3 separate regions of the Homo sapiens genome follow, and all the other regions are linked to region 3. Evidence: chromatin contacts called from ENCODE Hi-C or POLR2A ChIA-PET data. All regions are on one chromosome and are shown on one strand. Each heading gives the region's core, a stretch centred on a gene start or an enhancer-like site at or near the end of the contact. The rest is flanking DNA. Distances are from core to core; before and after follow the strand shown.

The links. Hi-C counts contacts between places; a loop is a spot of excess contacts on that map. ChIA-PET counts read pairs that join two places held with the same protein, here RNA polymerase II (POLR2A). Pooled maps may share reads with other maps.
Region 1: a loop to region 3 is called in a pooled map, with 7 times the contacts of the local background. The contact joins the promoter of SORBS1 here to the promoter of GOT1-DT in region 3. A Hi-C loop is called at or near these places in 5 of 50 pooled maps.
Region 2: a map of B cell shows a loop between it and region 3 (27-fold over the local background). The contact joins the promoter of SFR1 here to the promoter of GOT1-DT in region 3. A Hi-C loop is called at or near these places in 1 of 168 maps with a recorded cell type or tissue (B cell) and 4 of 50 pooled maps. POLR2A ChIA-PET finds 5 or more read pairs at or near these places in 1 of 52 experiments (activated T-cell).

Annotation. Positions count from the first base shown.
Region 1 is chr10:95,559,686-95,562,635 of GRCh38, forward strand. SORBS1 (sorbin and SH3 domain containing 1) reads right to left here and starts at 1,686. Exons shown (of 33, transcript NM_001034954.3): 1 at 1,635-1,686. RefSeq lists an enhancer at 1,269-2,031 and silencers at 1,516-1,625, 1,666-2,035.
Region 2 is chr10:104,120,663-104,123,631 of GRCh38, forward strand. It overlaps SFR1 (SWI5 dependent homologous recombination repair protein 1), which reads left to right and starts at 1,509. Exons shown (of 4, transcript NM_001002759.2): 1 at 1,509-1,534; 2 at 2,303-2,424. The coding sequence starts at 1,522. RefSeq lists enhancers at 1-771, 255-354, 927-1,590, 985-1,034 and a silencer at 1,275-1,504.
Region 3 is chr10:99,429,609-99,432,308 of GRCh38, forward strand. It overlaps GOT1-DT (GOT1 divergent transcript), which reads left to right and starts at 1,328. Exons shown (of 5, transcript NR_183993.1): 1 at 1,328-1,657. GOT1 (glutamic-oxaloacetic transaminase 1) reads right to left here and starts at 1,016. Exons shown (of 9, transcript NM_002079.3): 1 at 840-1,016. The coding sequence starts at 957. RefSeq lists enhancers at 857-916, 937-986, 1,167-1,596.

The DNA.
Region 1 (2,950 bases), core at 436-2,935, 3.9 Mb before region 3:
GCCAAGAAAGAGACATCAGAGCTTGGTTGGCAAGGGGCTATTTAAGGCAGCATCCAGAGGGCGGGGCAGAAAACTGCTGGAGGCATCCTCCTCCTCCACCCCTCCCCCTCACAGCCCAAACACACGCCCCTCACTCTGTAGACAGCCATCTGCCTCATCGGTGTCTGAAGGCTGTAGATATGTCCATCATCTGTCTTCTGTCATTGATGCTGCTGACCCCTCTGTGTCCACCCCACTTTTAATCCAACCCTCCTCTCTTCGATCACCACCAAGATACCTTTCCAACCAAAACCACAGAATTGAATCTAAGCAGAGGAGCTCAAAACACAAGGAGAGTGAAGACAGCCAATCCATCCCCCGCCTCCACTTAAGAGGAAAAAAGGGCGCGGGGGGCTGGGCGGGGGGGGGGGTGTTGAGGGGAGAGATGGAGTCAGAGGCCTGACACGCCAGATAGGTTCCATGATGTCTCTAGATGAACCTCCCTCCTATTGACGATGAAACCAATTCCAGCAATTTCAGCAGGTCGGCCCTGTGACAACAGGGGCATCCCAACGCTCAGTGTTTAAAACAAAAATCCAAAGGCTCGCCCAGAACATGCTGGGAAAAACCGAGGACTGAACAAAACGAGCCATGCTCAGTGGGATCCCTTCTGCTTTTACGTAGCAATGTAATAGCGTAATAAATTCTTGTCTGCCTGGAGAAAGCATGCACTGGTGAATTTCAAAGCCATCTTACGACAGCGGATGCATGGGGATGCAGAATTCGACAGCACATTCCCCCATGAAGGAAACATAATGACTTCAAGCCTCTTTCCCCTCTATCTTGAATGGCGCTACCACGTATCAAGGAAGCCACATCGGAAAGCAGCGAGGTGGTAGCAGGGGATGCCCGGGGAATTCGGAGAAAGGAGTTGCTTGCTGTCCATGTCGGTGATGAGCTGCCTAGCAAGATGCTGTCAGCCACTCGGGGAGAAGAAGGGGCACGGGCGGCACGGGCAGGCGCCGTGTCCCCGGCGCATACTAGTCCCCGTTCATTCAGGCGGGTCCGGCCAACCGCGTCGTCCTTGCGCCCCTCCCGCCGCCCTCTCCAGGGGATGCTGATGAATGAACACACCTGAGATGCCTCCATCCCGCCGCTCGCTCCCTCCGCCTTCCTCTGGCTGCTGCAGAGGTGCCCCTCCTCGGTAGTTTCACTTTACAGCACAAACCCATTCGGGCTTTGATGTCTCCTCCACCCACCCAAATTGCAGCCACCCTGAGACGGGCGGACATTCTCTCCTAGCAGAGGCCATGATCGTACTACCCCACACCCACCAAAAAAGGAAATTTAAAAACCCCCAACCCTGGAAGCCCCCAGATCCTCCGCACCCTGGGGAACTTTCCTTGAAAGACTGGGGATTCGCCGAGCAGGCAGGATGGACGGTTCGGCCGCGAGGGACCACCGCTTTCCCTGTGCCCATGGGGGGATGCTCTGGGGGAGGGGGTCCCCCAAGTCCCTCCAACAGCTGGCCCTTTAAATGCGCCTCCTCCGAGCGCGGAACAAAGGCGCCGCCCGCGGGGGCCGAGCCGCGCACACCCCCGGCGCTGCCGCCGCCGAGCGGGCAAGCGCGGCCGGGCGGGCGAGCGCGGGCTTACCTTGCTGGTCGCCGGGCGGGCGGGCTGCGCGCGTCCGCCCCACTCGCACTACACGCTGCAGCTGGCCCCGCTCTGTTTTTCTGGGACTCAGCGCTGACTTCACCGACACTCCGCGGACAACCAATGGGCTGCGGTGCCCGCCCCCTCATTAGCATGCCTCTGGAACCGTCCACTCTGGCAGCGCCCGGCCAGCGGGCGGTGCCGGGGGCGGGGCCGGGCCCAGCCGTGACAGGAAGGGGCGTGTGCGCGGATGGGAGGCGAAGAAGTGTCCGGCGCCCGGCTCCTGGCATTGTGAGCCCGCCGGCCTCCGCCGGTAACGGGCGCGCGGGCCTAGTAACCCTTTCCGTCCTGGCCGGGCCGGACGCTGGCCTGGCGCGCCTTCTGGTCCTTCGGAAGGGTCGCCCACGGGGAGCTTGGAAGGAACCTTAGACGTAAAATAACAGTGATAAGTTATTTAACTCCTGGGCCTCAGTTTACCCATCTGTAAAATGGCATAATAGTCCGACTTCGTAAAATCTAGTGAAGATTAACATAGTTAACATAGGTGATGCATTTTGATCAGTTCCTGGCCGTCGTGCTACATAAACGTTTGCTGTTGTCATTCGTGTGCTCTGTACCAGCCAGTGTGCTTAATGCTTCCCGGATATTTCCTCATTTGATCCTCTTAGCCTGATAAGAGAGGAACGATTACTAATCCATATTTTTCTAGTGAGAAAACTGAAAATAATTACTATTTTTATGCAGGAAAACTGAGGTGTAGTTTAAGTGGCTTGTCCGAGGTCACACAGCAAGTGGTGCAACCAGGATTTGAACCCAGGCTCTGAGATTTCACTCATGCAACACACATATATTTAGAGGCTCTGTGGCAGTGCTGGACCCCAGTGTTAACTGCAGAGAACAAGACAGGCAAGGCCTTTTCCCTTAGGAAGCTTCCATTTTAGTGGAGACAAGTAAATAAATAAGATCCTCTACAATGTGAAAAGTAGAGTGCATACAATGCAACAAGGTCATTGCAAGTGGGGGGAAGGCACCGTGTTAGATGGGGTTCAGAGCTAACCACTGTGCTATGCCATTCTCCTGACCTCCTCTAGTCCCCCTCAGAGTTACAGAAAAGGAAACAGAGACAGGGATCAGAGTGGGGAATCTGCTGGCCCAAGGTCGCAGAGCCAGCAAGTACTGGTCTGGAACTTGCTCCCTCCATGCCCAGCTTCCCACATCCCTGAAGATAAGACACTCGCCCTTTGGGCTGAGCACAACTGATTTTTGTCAGCTGCCCTTGCAAGCATCTTCAGCCAGAGCACATTCTCAGTGAACAG
Region 2 (2,969 bases), core at 259-2,758, 4.7 Mb after region 3:
CTCTCACCAGTTCTCATTTAATTCTCCAATCCCATATTAAGAGGTGAAGAAACTGAGGCACAGAATCACCTCATTAAGAAGCACATAAAGTATGGTGCCAGGATTTGAACCTAGACAATTTGACTGTAACGTGTACGCCCCTAATCATTCCCTTAGGTAGTCCTCAGGTTCTGTAATTATTATACCTGACTGCTTAAGACTCAGGTAACTCCCTTTTGGCCACTTCTAAGCCACTACTGTCAGATGTTATTAATAGTAAAGAGACGATATCAATGTTTAAAATGGCCATTCAATAAGAGGACTGAAAACACTGGCCCCTGGAAATTCCCAACTTCCACGTGACTCAGAAGTTACTCAACTCTTTCACTAAACCCAGTGCTCCACCCAATGTAGCTAACTTTGTCGTCGCGTAGCAACAGAACCTCGCCATACTGGAAGCGGGGCGCGGGGGGGGGATTTTCTCGACTGAGGATGCTGCTGCCCGGTAGCCAGCAAGGGCCCTGTCGGTCTCAAACGTGAATTTTGGACCGACACAATCTCATGTAGTGATTGTTCTGCTTCCTGTGTTGCGCCACAACAAATTTCCTTGGGCTACATTTTCCCTCAGATTTGAGTAAAAGATTTGAGGTCACGCTAAGGAGCCTGCATACTGAGGTACAGAAACGGTTTTTTGTTTACAACAACAACAAAAAACCTCGCGACGGGACCGCCGAGTTTGCGGCAGCCAAAAAAGCTAGCGATGAGCTCAGCTAAAGTGCCGGGACTCTCGGATAGATTTCTAACATGTTTGAAATGTGGACCCCAACGCTGGAACCCAACGCTGTTCTTTTGTGGTCTCTGGAACCACCACGCTGGAATAGGCTGGAACCCAACCAACGCTGTTCTTTTGTGGTCTCTGCCTCTGGGGAGTCCACAAGCTGTAAATCTAACATGCAGCCAGCCGTGCGGCTTCTGGCCGCCCCACGTCTGAGTAAAGCCTTCACTGTGACTAGCAGGGAGAGGAGACTGACTGGAGCCAGAGAATGGAGGCGGCGGGCTGGCGGGGGTGGGGAGAGGCACTTTCAGGCGCACTTCACAGACGCACAAAAACAAGGAAGCCTGAAGGGAAGGCGGTTGAAAATAAGGCAACAGAAGCCGCGAACGGAAGCGCGCCCCCCTCAGGATTGGTTTAACATTCCGAAGCTCAGCCTCGCCCGCCCCGAAGACCTGCTGCGGATCGCGGCCGCGCGCGCGCGCACTCACGCTGCTCTCGGGCGCTGGGCGGGGAGAGCCGCGCGCACCGGTTAATTCTGCCAATCATGCGTCTGGGCCTCCCATCGTGTGGGCCAAGCCCCGCCCCAACCACCCGCTGGCGGAGGCGCGCGCGCAGTCCCACCGCTCTGAGTCGCTGAGTGAAGCGGCGCCTCGCGCGTCAGGCAATCTGGCCAATTGCGCATCTTTTCCGCCTACCGCACGGCCCCGCCCCTGCCACAGGATCGATTTACGGCCGCAGGTGCGCGCGCTTTTTTGCTCTCGCTGGGAATGGCGGAGGGAGGTACCCTGCTGAGGGGAAGGGGGGATCCCTGACACCTGGGCTTCCCCGGGAGTCGGCTGTGGAGTCGAGTTGAGCTCCCTTTCCGGGTCTGGGGAACTCAACCTCACCTTATGCCTGGGGTCTCCGGGGAACTAGTGGGCTTTCTGCAACGGGGGGAAGGAGGGGACGACTCCCGCCCCTAGTTTACCCCTCAAAAGTTAATGCCTTTGTCGGAGGAAGCAATTTCAGTCCACTCTCCTTTTCAGTCCCTGTTGGCCGCTTAAACTAAAAGGCTACAGACGGGCTTAAATGCGTCTCCGCTGTGTTTCTTATGCCTCGGGCCGGCAGGGTAACGGGTTCTAGTCACAGCTTGTAGAGTTCAGGATGGGTGACATTCAGGTCCTATTGTTTTTGAGTCAAGGTTTCGGCTATAGCTTCTTGAATTATGAAGCTGTCATAATAAAGAATTCCTGATTATCTAAAGCTGTTATTCTTCCCTACTTCCAAGGCAGAATTTGAATATATTTTGGTGGATGAAACGAAAACAAGGAGAGTCTTGTGACTATGAGATACTAGCTGGTTGATGTATCATGAAAAACTTAGTGGTCCCTATGTGGGAAGGTAAATGGAAAACTGCAAAAAGAGCAAGAATGAATTACAAAGTGAAATTAGAAGAAATATCTGGCTTACTTGTGGATGCTTTGTACACCAATACAATATATTATTTGATAAAAGTCGACTATAGAGAGGTGTGGTTAATTCGATTATTTTATAATTTTTCTTTTTTAGAGAAAAACCAAGATTTCACTTTCAAGATGGAAAGTCCGTCAGACTCAGCTGTGGTTTTACCTAGCACTCCTCAGGCCTCTGCGAATCCATCATCTCCCTATACAAATAGTTCCCGAAAACAAGTATGAAAATCTTTGTTCTTCCAGTGGATCCATTATGTGTTTCTAAGTATTGTGGCAGTGGTGGTTTAAATTCTACGGAAGGTTGTTAATTAACATAATGTGTAGCATAAATAAGTAGACATTTTATTAAATAATTTTGTTTTTCTTCTAAGGTGACATATATGACACCCACCAGCCCCCTTCCATATTTTCCTCTTGAATGAATTCATTTCAGTTAGTTTCAGATTAGGTTATTACAATACTCCAGATGGAGAAAGTTTGCATCTGTGCAATATTATTATGAAGGTCTTTAGTGGCAGAGTCTAGGTCTTTTCCTTACTCTGTAATTCTGAAGCACCTGGAGTACTATCAGGCATGTGCTTGTTACTGAACAAATGTTCCTTGATTACTGGGATAAACTTCTCAACACTTTTGGAAAGGTGTTGATCTTGCTGAAGTAAAAAGGAAATAAAACAAATGGAGCTTCCAGAAATTAAAGTCATTTTGTGATGCCTTCTTTAGATGTGGAGACAGAAAGCCATCTAGTGGTGTCTAGCATAGAAATG
Region 3 (2,700 bases), core at 78-2,577:
ATGATAGTGAGAAGAATAACAAATTCATCAGAGAGGGTTAGGGGTAAAAAATTTGAGAGGCACTCCAATATAAATCTTCTTGGCAGATGGGGAAACTGAGGCCCATGCTCTGAGCTGTCCAAGGTACAGAAGAGAATCACTTGAATCAAGAAATGAAGATAGGATGTGTGGAAAGTAAGCTTCTACCATCCATACTTCTCTCCACTCCTTTCCACCATCTCTACCCATTCCTACCACATCTGTGACGGCCAGAACCATCTCCCCAGACCCCCCGGGGGCAGCATTAACCTGTCTCAAAGCATTGTGTAACACCAGCAGATTTTTAAATCCTTAAGGGCAAAATCAAGCCTCAGTCTCCCCCTACAAAGCTTAATAAGGTGGCTGATTGATACTCGGTGGTCACTCAAATATTTACCGACTCAGAACAGAGCTTTCTAGCGTTAAAAGTTCTCCTTTACCCATTTCCTAGCAACCAGAACCCTAAGCCTATCAGGCTTCCTATTTTTCTACCTCTCTCTACAAGCTCCGGCAGCCTCATTTCTTAGGAGGATGCAGTATAAAGAAGGCAGAATGGGGAATCGGAAAGACTGAGTTTGTGTCTTGGCTGCTACACCTGGTTTGTGCGGCCTCGGACACATCGCCCCTTTCCAGGGACTCCACACCTGCATCTGTAAAATGGGCAGGTTTTAGGAAGCCTTCGTGGATCCAGCCTCCTCTCCGGCGCCGCCCTCTTCAGGCAGCGCCACACTGGGCCTCGGCTTCTCCCACAGTCTCCACGACCTGGGTTGGGTCCGCTCCACTCCCCGAGCTGCTCACACTCCAGAGCACTACATCCTTACCTCCCACTCCCAGGTTGACCTTGCGGGGGTCCGGATCCTCCCTGAAGTCGGCAGTGAGCTTGAAGACCAGGACAGGCTGGGCCTGCGGAACCTCGGCAAAGACTGACGGAGGTGCCATATCGAGAGACTAGGAATCAAGAGATTTCACCCCACGCCCGGAGCTGGCAGGTCAGGTCTGGCCGTTGCGACTGGAGGAGACACTCACCTTCACCTAGCCGGCGGGGGCGGGCCCGCGGCCTCCAATGGTCGAGCCGCGTCCAAAGCTTGGCAACGCGATTAACCAATCGCCAGCTTCTGACGACGAAGGCACAGGGGAGAAGGAACGCTATTAGCCAATCCAAGAAAACAATTTATCGGCTGCCGAGAATGATGCAACCAATGCAATTTCCTCCGGCTGAGGCGTGGGCGAAGACTACGGTTGATTGGTAGAGCGTGCTCCTATCGCAGAGGCTGTTATTCCTTGGGTCTCCCGGCTGAGGGGAGGAGCCGAGCGAGCGGCGGGTGTCCCTGAGAGGCCACCTTTCGACCTTCGAGGGCCAGGAGGATACGGGGAGGTGGCCGGAGGGAGTTCCCGAACACAGGTCTTCCTGTTCCCGCCGAGCAGGTGTTGGCGGTGCCAGGCCCGGCCTGGCGGGCCCGGGCTGGCAGCCAAATACCCAGCGTCTGTGCTCGGGACGGGAGTGTTCGTCCAGGACGTGCAGCTCCGGAGCCTGCGCGGGCGACCTTGACCACCTTTGTCGGCTGTTTCCCCCTGAGGGAAGTATACCTGTCCTGCCAGCCTTGGTCTCTGGCAGGGAAGGTCCTTCCAACAGAGAGGGGTGCGCACGAATTCCTTTTTGCCGCTCTTCTATTAATAGTTTGAGATTTTCCTCCCCGATTCCTTGCAGAGAGGGCCTGGTCCTCAAGGACCTCGGGATCTGGGCGCGACGTCCCTTCCCAGCTTCCTCCCGCGCGCACCGGACCAGATCTTGCTGTCGTCAGCTGGCTGGTACCCAAAGTTCCTCTTCGTCAGGCTGTTCCTTCCCCGTTAGAGTCCTTCCTCCCCAGGAGCCCTCTCCATCTGCTGACCTTCAAGACCCAGAGCGAATGCCACTTCATCCATGAAGCCTTCCCTTAACCCTTATCTGGCCAAAATGTCTCTTTCCTGTGCTTCTGTACTTTCACAATTTTAGAAAATGCCTTTGTGGTTAAAAACCTATCTCCGGGACCGGACTATCTAGGTTTAGATTCTGGCTGCCGCTTACGAATTTGGGCAGGTTTAGTCAAGTTATTTTAACCTCTCTGTGGAAGTTCCTGCTCTGTGGAAATAATAGTATTTTCCTCAGAGTTGGTGTGGGGAGTTTGTGAGTTAATACATTTACGAAGTGGTTAGTTGCATGTAAGAAGGACTCTCTAAATGTCAGCTATTATTAACATTGCATATCTGCCACACCCTTCATAGATGGTAAACTGCTTTTTTTTTTTTTTTTACTTTTATTTTAGGTTCGGGATACATGCACAGGTTTGTTTTATAGATAAATTGCTTGTCATGTGGGTTTGTTGTACAAATTATTTTGTCACCCAGATAGTAAGCATAGTACTTGACAGGTATTTTTTCTGATCCTCTCCCTCCTCCCACCCTCTAGCCTCAAGTAGGTCCCAGTGTCTGTTGTTCTCTTCTTTGTGTCCATGTGTTCTCAATGTTTAGCTCCCACTTACAAGTCAGAACATGCAGTATTTGGTTTTCTCTTCCGCATTAGTTCACTTAGGATAAAGGCCTCCAGCTCCATCCATGTTGCTACAAAGGACATGATCTCTTTCTTTTTTATGGCTGCATAGTAGTCCATGGTGTATATGTACCGTATTTTCTTCAGTCTACTGG